Regions from separate parts of the Mus musculus genome. Here region 2 is linked to region 1. A link is a loop called in an ENCODE intact Hi-C map of the cell type or tissue named here. Cell type or tissue: left cerebral cortex. All regions are shown on one strand. Links, peaks and the distances in the headings refer to the core of each region. The heading gives the core; the rest is flanking DNA. Region 1 has its middle 2.7 kb from the start of Olfr516. Region 2 holds the start of Olfr519 (olfactory receptor 519).

Region 1 (5,381 bases), core at 224-5,223:
ATCTATAACATGGAACATAGGGCCCCCCAGTGGAGAAGCTAGAGAAATCACCCAAGGAGCTGAAGTGGTCTGCAACCATATAGGTGGAACAACAGTATGAACTAATCAGTACCCCCAGAGCTCATGTCTCTAGCTGCATATGTAGCAGAAGATGGCCTACTTGGCAATCACTGGAAAGAGAGGTCCCTTGGTATTGCAAACTTTATATGCCCCAGTATTGGGGAATGTCAGGACTAAGAAGTAGGAATGGGTGGGTAGGGGAGCAGGGTGGGGGGAGGGTATAGGGAATTTTCAGGATAGCATTTGAAATGTAAATAAAGAAAATATTAAAAAAACAAAACAAAACAAAACACCCAAAAAATCCAAAAAAACCCAACATACAAGCAAAAACCAAACTGGGGGGTGGGGGGAACTTGATGATAATAAAACCAGACTTTCCATAAGGTAACTTTACACATTTTATTACAGTGAACAAGATGTTTGCTTGTGATGAGATTTCCCCTTGTATCAGCTTGCTCTCACTGTGGACTGCAACCTCTCTCTATCTTCTAGGTCTTATTTTTAGCATCTGCGAAATGTCTGCTTCTATTTCCTTAAGGTCGGGCCAAGTCAGCTCATCATCCACACAACTACATTTTCATAACTGGGGACACAATGGTGAAATCAAATCTCCTGTGTGAACACATGCTCATTAGTCCCTGTAGAAGCCTGAAAGAGAGCTGCATCTAGTTATTACATTGGTGTTTCCTGATCTCCACAGAGGAAAGTCTGTATACATGGAGTGTAAGGTCTCCAGAGAGAAGGCTTCTCCCAGAGCATACAATGTTATAAAATCAGTGCACCCATTCACCAAGTTGTATGGATGGGAATGCTTTTAAATATGAGGTCACATATCTGATCCATTAGGGTAAGCATCAGCTCATAGGTTTTGAGCTAAAGATTGTGCTTGAGAGAGTCTATCATTGGCTTCCACCTTATCAATCATGTCAGGGGGATCCTATTTCAATTCTACTGGCATTTGGGGGTACTTGGCAAGTGATCGCTCTGCTTTGGTAAGAAAACCAGTTGCTCCAGTTGTTTCCCCTTTCTTCTTCACACAAGGGTGTAGATAACAGCTGTAGCTCTAAGGGAGTAAGCTGGCATAAGTCATCAGTTCACAGTGATCAGATCAGAGTGAGGTGGTCAAGAACAATTCTGTAGGAGAGGAAACTCTGAGGAGAGAGCTACTTGTTCTACATGATAAGGAAGGTTAATGCAAAAGCCAGTGAAACATGCTGGTGAGTTATCCAAGTTAGCACCAGGCACTCCATAATAAAGGAAGAGAAGGGCTAGTCAGGTCCAGTTATTTATTCAATTATTATTTGTTATTTTTGTTTGTTTTTTTTGAGACAGAGTTTCTCTGTCTAGTCTTGGGTGTCCTGGAACTCAGTCTGTAGACCAGGATGGCCTTGAACTTAGAAATCCACCTGCCTTTGCCTCCCCAGTGCTAGGATTAAAGGTGCGCACCACCACTGCCTGGCTCTAGTTCTTATAAAACATTCACAAAAGTATGACTTAGATTTATTTAATAAATTTTATCAGCCTACTTGTTTGTTTAGTTAAATAAGATCCTCTCTGTATTACCTTATAACTTGTTTTGTACATTAGAAAAAATTTTTTGAGTTAAAGTTTTTATTTTCCTTCAGAGATAATTTTACTTATTTTATGAAACTTTTGACATCAATAACATATTATTGTAGTTAGCTTAGGCACATTGGTATGTTTGTGTTCATGTGTGTGTGTGTGTGTGTGTGTGTGTGTGTGTGTGTGTGTGTGTATGTGTTGGCCTGTACATGTAGAGTTCAGAGGCTGACATTGGGTGGCTTCTTTTATAGTTCTCTGCCTTTTTCTTTTTGTTCTTTGAGACAGGATCTCACTGTATAGCCCTGATTGACCTAGAACTCTCCTGTCTCTGCTTCCTGAGTGCTGGGACTAAAGGCATGCAGCATCATGTTAAGATATCTACCTTATTTTCTATGACAGAGTCTCATGGAACTTGAGCTTGCCATTTCAGCTCTGCCGACTGAGCAGTGAGTCCTGGAATCTGCCTGTCTCCACTCTGCCCTGGAGCTGGTATAACACATGCATATCACTGTGTGAACCCAGCTATTTCAAGTGGTTTCTGGGGCTCCAAACTCAGGTCCTCAAACATGAACATGAACACGAAGCAAGTTACCCACTGAGCCATCTCCCTAGTCCTAGGAATTTGCTTTTAGGAGATCACCAGAGTCATACTCAGAAATCAACTTTAAAAAAAACACCTCTCTGTTTTGTCCTAATAATCTGAACCCAAGGTATCATGTGTCAGTTTGTTATACAATTCTGTCTTCTGGCTTTCCTGTGTCATGTTCCATACTATAAATATGCTGTTTCTCTCTAAAGCTTTATGTAATGGCTGGCATCCTCTGTTCTAGTACTCAGGTGTCACTAGAGCAAATCCGCTCACTTATGCTTCTACAACTGTCTCTCCCACTCTTGTTTCCTTACATGCCTGGCAGAGGAATGAACATTTCATTCTGTGAGTCAAGAGAGGCCTGAGTGTTTTGGGAGGAAGCATGGGATTGTTTTGATGGAGTCATAGGAGACAGATGGGAGGAGAAGGTGTGAGATGTGGGACGTCATCAGGGTTCCATATACTGATGAGAAGGAACTTGAATGGTGGCCAGGATCTGGCAATGTTTATGGGATTCTGGCTCTAAGGATGTACGAGTACTGACAGTGGGGAGAAATCTGGAAACAAGGGGAGTTAGAGTGGAGGGAGAATTAGGTAGAGGGGAGTCAAGTGGAGGGAGAGTGGGGAGCTTTGTACAGAAGGGGGCTCTGAAGGGGAGTTGGACAAGGAGGAAAACAGTTAGCTGTATGTAAGATTGGAAGATGGTAGAGAATCAGGAATTCCATGCTCGTTTACTGCCTGACTCTTGTAGACCTCCCTCAGCTTAGCCCTCTTTTTATTTAATTAGGAATTTTCCTTGTTTACATTTTCAATGCTATCCCAAAGGTCCCCCATACCCACCCCCCCCAATCCCCTACCCACCCACTCCCCCTTTTTGGCCCTGGTGTGCCCCTGTACTGGGGCATATAAAGTTTGCAAGTACAATGGGCCTCTCTTTGCAGTGATGGCCGACTAGACCATCTTTTGATACATATGCAGCTAAAGACAAAAGCTCCCGGGTACTGGTTAGTTCATATTGTTGTTCCACCTATAGGGTTGCAGATCCCTTTAGCTCCTTGGGTAATTTCTCTAGCTCCTCCATTGGGGGCCGTGTGACCCATCCAATAGCTGACTGTGATCATCCACTTCTGTGTTTGCTAGGCCCCGGCATAGTCTCACAAGAGAGAGCTATATCTGGGTCCTTTCAGCAAAATCTTGCTAGTGTATGCAATGGTGTCAGCATTTGGAAGCTGATTATGGGATGGATCCCTGCATATGGCTAGCCCTCTTTTTACTGCAGTTTTCTACTGATGAATAAGATGCCCAGCTCAGAGCCAGAAGGGCTGTTTGGGGGTAATTCCTGACCATATAGGTAGGGTGTCCACGTACAGGGAGGGGCATAGGCTCAAGCTGGACTGTTGTGGCTAGGTCCAGACCAATTCTTAAACCAGTGCTGCTCATGCCCCATAGCCAGCCTCAAACTTCTAGAAAAGTCAGACAGTGAATGTGGATCTTCTTATTCTCCTGTTGTTGATTATTTCCCTTTAGACACAGTAGTCAACTGAGGGTAGAGTCCAGGCTTTCTTAACTTAAATAATTATTCCTCTATGGATTTATTAAGTTTCAATTTATCACTTTTATCTATTACATACATGGCTACCTGTTTTCAATTCTGGGAACAACACAAAGTCTAGAACAAAATTATTGTCATCCTGCAGTTTATATTCTAGTTTATATTATTTTAGGCATAAAGCACATAAAGATTGGATTATTTTTATTTGTAGTGAGTGCTCTAGCAAATGGCAATCAGGTGATAGGAGTTAGAGCTCTGGGTAGCAAAGATGCACAGAGTGGCTTGGGTGTCTTCTGTGGAGTGTATAGCTCAGGTTTATCTGAAAAGGTGTCGACATTCCTTGGTGATGGGTGTTAAACCAGGGAGTGTGTGACACAAACTCCAAGTATAGGTGTATTTTCTTTTAAAGGGAGCAAATGAGTCATAGATTCAGAATGGTACTACATGATGTTTTCTAAAGTCATTTTCTGCACTCAAGAATCAATGATAGAAAATTGGTTTCTAACATTTCTCATTGGGGCAAATTTTAGTAAATTTGGTACACCTGGACCAGAAACCAAAAAAATATTCTGGAAGCCATTTGATTTATGTTCCTTTGTGGTCACTTTGTCTACAAATCAAATTTTTAGGGATATGGTATATTTATTCAGGTATATATGGTTTAGTTTTCATTCTTAACAAAGTAAAAGAACTGTGCTTTGTACTTTGGTATTTATAAAAATCATTTATCAATATAGTTCATGTAATTTATCATAGTTTTAATTTGTTTACATTTTTTACTATTTGCCTAACTTGAAAGTCTTTCTTTAAAATTCATATACAAGTATACAATTAAAAGTAACACAGAGGTGCATGCATAAGAGTTATGGAAGGTGGATTCTCAATAACACAATGCTTGTATCCGTCCTCAGAATGGGTTTGGTTGATTTTTTGGTCCATAGGAAATGTTTCCAAAGACTATTACTCTACTAGTCAACGTTCTAGCTTTAAAATTATTATTATTATTATTATTATTATTATTATTATTACATAGTGTGTATGTGTGTGTGAGTGTGAGTATGATTGTGTGTGTGAGAGTGTATACATTTGCCATGGAGATCTTGTGGGGTTCAGGTGACTTTTAGGAACGCTTTCCTCCGTCCACTGTATTAAGGATGATCTACTTTGATTCTGTTGCACCATACTCTGCAGACTAACCTTAATCTTATGGGTATTTCCCTTGGCTTTGCCTCTTACTCTCATCTTGGCATAGGAGCACTGGGATGACAGATGTACTATATCATTTATATCAAACTCTTTTTTAAATTGTCTGTTCAAGGAATGGAACTGAATTTAGGCTGTGAGGCAAGTGCTTTTACTAGCTGAATCATTTTACCAGCCATATTTCATATTAGTTAAAGGATTTCTGAGTCAACCTTTTAACTTGTCCATTTGTGTTTTAAAGATTCATTGTTACAATTTATTGACCATTCTTCAAAACTGCTAGTTTGAACCTCTGTCAAAATGAGCATACCTGTACAATTTCTGCCAAGAACTCTGAATTTGAACTCAGCTCCTGCTCTGTGACTTCATCTCATCTGTACTGTGTCCCTAAGACCAACAAAGGGCTCTGCTATT
Region 2 (5,381 bases), core at 257-5,256, 47 kb before region 1:
GCTATTACAAATAAGGCTGCTATGAACATAGTGGAGCACTTGCCCCTGTGACATCACTGCTGGGGCATCTTTTTGGGCACAACCCTAGTTTTTAAAAAAAATTTTATTTCTTTTTTTGTGAGTAAACTGTTACTGTTTTCATATACACCAGGAGAGGGCATCAGATCCCATTACAGATGGTTGTGAGCCACCATGTGGTTGCTGGTGATTGAACTCTGGACTTCTTAAAGAGCAGTCAGTGCCATCTCTCCAGCCCACACAACCCACGTTTTGATGCTCTCGAAGAATTTTTTGAAAATTTGATGATAATAAAACCATGCTTTCCATAAAGTAACTTTACACATTTTATAACAGTGAACAAGATGTTTGCTTCTGATGAGATTTTCCCTTGTATCAGCTTGCTCTCACTGTGGACTGCAACCCCTCCCTATCTTCTCAGGTCTTATTTTTAGCATCCTTTCAATGTCTGGTTCTATTTCCTTAAGGCCAGGCCAAGTTGCTTATCACCCACACAATTACATTTTCATAACTGGGGACACAATGGTGAAATCAAATCTCTTGTGTGAACACATGCTCATTAGTCCCTGTAGAATCCTGAAAGAGAGCTGCACCTAGTTATTACATTGGTGTTTCCTGATCTCCACAGAGGAAAGTCTGTATACATGGAGTGTAAGATCTCCAGAGAGAAGGCTTCTCCCAGAGCATACAATGTTATAAAATCAGTGCACCCATTCACCAAGTTGTTTGGATGGGAATGCATTTAAAATACAAGGTCACATATCTGATCCATTAGGGTAAGCATCAGCTCATTGATTTTTGAGCTAAAGATTGTGCTTGAGAGATTTTATCATTGGCTTCCACCTTACTGATCCTGTCAGGGGGGTCCTATTTCAATTCTACTGGCATTTGGGGGTACTTGGCAAGTGATCTCTCTGCTCTGGTAAGAAAACCAGTTGCTCCAGTTGTTCCCCCTTTCTTCTTCACACAAGGGTGTAGATAACAGCTGCAGCTCTAAGGGAGTAAGCTGGCATAAGTCATCAGTTCACAGTGATCAGATCAGAGTGAGGTGGTCAAGAACAATTCTGTAGGAGAGGAAACTCTGAGGAGAGAGCTACTTGTTCGACATGATAAGGAAGGTTAATGCAAAAGCCAGTGAAACATGCTGGTGAGTTATCCAAGTTAGCACCAGGCACTCCATAATGCAGGAAGAGAAGGGCTAGTCAGGTCCAGTTATTTATTTATTTATTTGGTTCTTTTTGAGACAGGGTTTCTTTGTCTAGTCTTGGCTGTCCTGGAACTCACTCTGTAGACCAGGATGGCCTCAAACTTAGAAATTTACCTGCCTCTGCCTCCCAAGTTCCCAAGGATTAAAGGCGTGTGCCACCACTGCCTGGCTCTAGTTCTTATAAAGCATTCACAAATGTATGACTTAGATTTATTTAATAAATTTTATCAGCCTACTTGTTTGTTTAGTTAAATAAGATCCTCTCTGTATTATCTTATACTATAATTTGTTTTCTACAATAGAAATTTTGTTTTTGAGTTAAAGTTTTTATTTTTCCTTCAGAGATTATTTTACTTATTTCATGAAACTTTTGACATCAATAACATTATTGTAGTTAGCTTAGACATTTGGTATTGGTATGTGTGTGTGCATGTGTGCATGTGTGTGTGTGTATGTTTGTTGGCCTCTACATGTAAAGTTCAGAGGCCGACACTGAGTGGCTTCTTTTATAGTTCTCTGCCTTTTTCTTTTTGTTCTTTGAGACAGGATATCATTGTGTAGCCCTGATTGACCTAGAACTTGCCTGTCTCTGCTTCCTGAGTGCTGGAACTAAAGGCATGCAGCATCATGTCAAGATATCTACCTGATTTTCTATGACAGAGTCTCATGGAACTTGAGCTTGTCATTTCAGCTCTGCCGACTGAGCATTGAGTCCTAGAATCTGCCTGTCTCCACTCTGCCCCCGTGCTGGGATAGCAGATGCATATCACTATGTAGACCCAGCTATTTCAAGTGGTTTCTGGGGCTCCAAACTCAGGTCCTCAAACTTGAACCAGAACACCAAGCAAGTTACCCACTGAGCCATCTCCCTAGTCCTAGGTTTTTGCTTTTAGGATATCTCCAGAGTCATAGTTAGTAAATCAACTTAAAACAAAACAAAACAAAACAAAACAAAACAAAACAAAACAAAACAAAACAAAACAAAACTCTGTCATGTCCTAATAACATGAACCCAAGGTATCATGTGTCTTCAGTTTGTTATACAATTCTGTCCTCTGGCTTTCCCGTGTCATGTTCCTTACTAAGATTCTGTTGTTTCTCTCTAAAGCTTTATGTAATGGCTGGCATCCTCTGTTCTGACACTCAGGTGTCACTAGAGTGCATTCTCTTCACTTATGCTTCTACAACTGTCTCTCCCACTCTTGTTTCCTTACATGCCTGGCAGAGAAATGAGCATTTTATTCTGTGAGTCAGGGGAGGGCTGGATGTTTTGGGAGGAAGCATGGGATTGTTTTGATGGAGTCGTAGGAGACACAGATGGGAAGAGAAGGTGTGAAACGTGGGAAGTCATCAGGGTTCCATATACTGATAAGAATGAACTTGAGTGGTGGCCAGGATTTGGCAATGTTTATGGGTTTCAGACTCTAAGGATGTACGAGTACTGACAGTGGGGAGAAATCTGGAAACAAGGGGCGTTAGAGTGGAGAGAGAATTAGGTAGAGGGGAGACAAGTGGAGGGAGAGTGAGGAGCTTTGTACAGAAGGGGGCTCTGAAGGGGATTTGGACAAGAAAGAAAACAGCTAGTTGTATGTAAGATTGGAAGATGGTAGAGAATCAGGAATTCCATGCTTGTTTACTGCCTGACTCTTGTTAGACCTCCCTCAGCTTAGTCCTCTTTTTACTGCATGAATAAGATGCCCAGCTCAGAGCCAGAAGGGCTGTCTGGGGTAATTCCTGACCATACAGGTAGGGGGTCCACATACAGGGAGGGGCACAGGCTCAAGCTGGGCTGTTGTGGCTAGGTCCAGACCAATTCTTAAACCAGTGCTGCTCATGCCCCATAGCAGCCTCAAGCTTCTAGAAAAGTCAGGCAGTGAATGTGGATTTTCTTAGTTCTGTTGTTGATTATTTCCCTTTAGACACAGTAGTCAACTGAGGGTAGAGTTCAGGCTTTCTTAATTTAAATAATTATTCCTCTATGGATTTATTAAGTTCCAGTTTATCACTTTTATCTATTACATACATGGCTACCTGTTTTCAATTCTGGGAACAACACAAAGTCTAGAACAAAGTCTAGAACTGTCAACTTGCAGTTTATATTCTAGTTTATATTATTTTAGGCATACATCATATAAAGATTGGATTATTTTTATTTGTAGTGAGTGCTCTGGCAAATGGCAATCAGGTGATAGGAGTTAGAGCTTTGGGTAGCAAAGATGCACAGAGTGGCTCGGGTGTCTTCTGTGGAGTGTATAGCTCAGGTTTATCTGAACGAGTGTAGACATTCCTTGGTGATGGGTGCTCAACCAGTGAGTGTGTGACACAAACTCCAAGTATAGGTGTATTTTCTTTTAAAGAGAGCAAGTGAATCGTAGATTCAGAATGGTCCTACGTGGTATTTTCTAACGTCATTTTCTGATCTCAAGAATCAATGATAGAAAATTGGTTTCTAAAATTTCTCCCTAAGACCAACATAGGGCTCTGCTATTGTGATGAGGAGGCAAAATCACAGCTCTACAGTTGAATTCATCCTCTTGGGATTTTCTAACTATCCTGAACTTCAAGGTCAGATGTTTGGGGCTTTCCTAGTTATTTATCTGGTGACTGTGTTGGGAAATGCCATCATTATCACCATCATCTTCCTGGACCAGAGTTTGCACATCCCCATGTATTTGTTTCTGCAGAATTTATCTTTAGTGGACTTCTGTTTCAGCACAGTCATCACACCTGAAATACTGGTGATCCTGACTAGTGAGAAAGCGACCATTTCCTTTGGTGGCTGTTTTGTGCAGATGTACTTCATTCTTCTCTTTGGTGCGACTGAGTGTTTTCTCCTGGGGGCAATGGCTTATGATCGATTTGCTGCAATCTGCCACCCTCTGACCTACCCAGTGATTATGAGCAAAAGGACCTTTGTGAAATTGGTGATGTGTCCATGGGTCTTGAGTATCATGACAGCTGTTTTGTCAGTCACATGGGTGGCTAGCTTTCCCTACTGTGACCACAAGGAGATTAACCATCTCTTCTGTGAGATTCCTCCTGTGCTGGAGCTTGCCTGTGCAGACACCTTCCTGTTTGAAGTCTATGCCTTCACAAGCACCATTTTGATCGTCATGGTCCCCTTCTTGTTGATACTTTTGTCTTATACTCGAATTCTCTTCTCCATCCTGAAGATGCCATCCACTACAGGGAGGCAGAAGGCCTTTTCTACGTGTGCCTCTCATCTCACCTCTGTCATCCTCTTCTATGGCACAGCCAGTATAACTTATCTACAGCCCAAATCCGGGTACTCACCAGACACCAAGAAACTGATGTCACTGGCATACACACTTCTCACCCCTCTGCTGAATCCACTTATCTACAGCCTGAGAAACAAGGAGATGAAAAGGGCTGTGGTAAAATTATGGCAAAGAAAAGTGACTTTACACACAGGTTGATTTGTTGAAGGACTTGGTGTTTTTCTTCTTTCTTTCTTCCTTTCTTTCTTTCTTTCTTTCTTTCTTTCTTTCTTTCTTTCTTTCTTTCTTTCTTTCTTTCTTTCTTTCTTTCTCTCTCTCTCTCTCGTTCTCTCTCTCTCCCTTCCTTCCTCTCTCCCTTCCTCTCTCCCTTCCTCCCTCCCTCCCTCCCTCCCTCCCTCCCTCCCTCCCTCCCTCCCTCCCTCCCTCCCTCCCTCCCTCTCTTTCTTTCTTTCTTTCTTTCTTTCTTTCTTTCTTTCTTTCTTTCTTTCTTTCTTTCTTTCTTTCAGATATTTTTGTTATATACATTTCAGATGCTATTCCGAAAGTTCCCTATACCCTTCCTCTGCCCTACTCCCCTACCCACCCACTCCCATTTCTTGGCCCTGGCATTCCCCTGTATTGGGGCATATAAAATTTGTAATACCAAGGGGCCTCTCTTCCCAGTGATGGCGGACTAGGCCATCTTCTGCTACATATGCAGCTAGAGATAACGAGTTCATATTGTTGTTCCACCTATAGGGTTGCAGACCCCTTCAGCTCCTTGGGTGCTTTCTCTAGCTTCTCCATTGGGGACCCTGTGTTGGTGTTTTTCTATCATGCTTTTGAACTTTATGAATTTTGGAGACTGTGAAAACAGAGTACATTTCTTGGTAAGAGTATGTTTTCTATCTTGATATCTCCATGTTTGAAAACATATC

The links. A loop is a pair of places that touch in the nucleus more often than their neighbours do. Peaks named below come from ENCODE experiments on the same cell type or tissue, not always from the same donor. Only the 100,000 strongest peaks of a DNase experiment are listed, where the experiment ranks them.
Region 2: a loop joins it to region 1, with 2.2 times the contacts of the local background. A loop is called at or near these places in 6 of 42 quality-filtered maps.

What each region holds. Positions count from the first base shown.
Region 1 is chr7:108,846,012-108,851,392 of GRCm38, reverse strand. No RefSeq gene overlaps it. Among named protein-coding and RNA genes, the nearest start is that of Olfr516, 2.7 kb to the right of the region's middle. In left cerebral cortex, for the core only: no CTCF peak of the experiment used is centred there; a DNase peak (open chromatin) is centred at 2,624.
Region 2 is chr7:108,892,742-108,898,122 of GRCm38, reverse strand. Olfr519 (olfactory receptor 519) reads left to right here and starts at 3,718. Exons shown (of 1, transcript NM_207160.1): 1 at 3,718-4,662. The coding sequence starts at 3,718. The coding sequence ends at 4,662. In left cerebral cortex, for the core only: no CTCF peak of the experiment used is centred there; no DNase peak of the experiment used is centred there.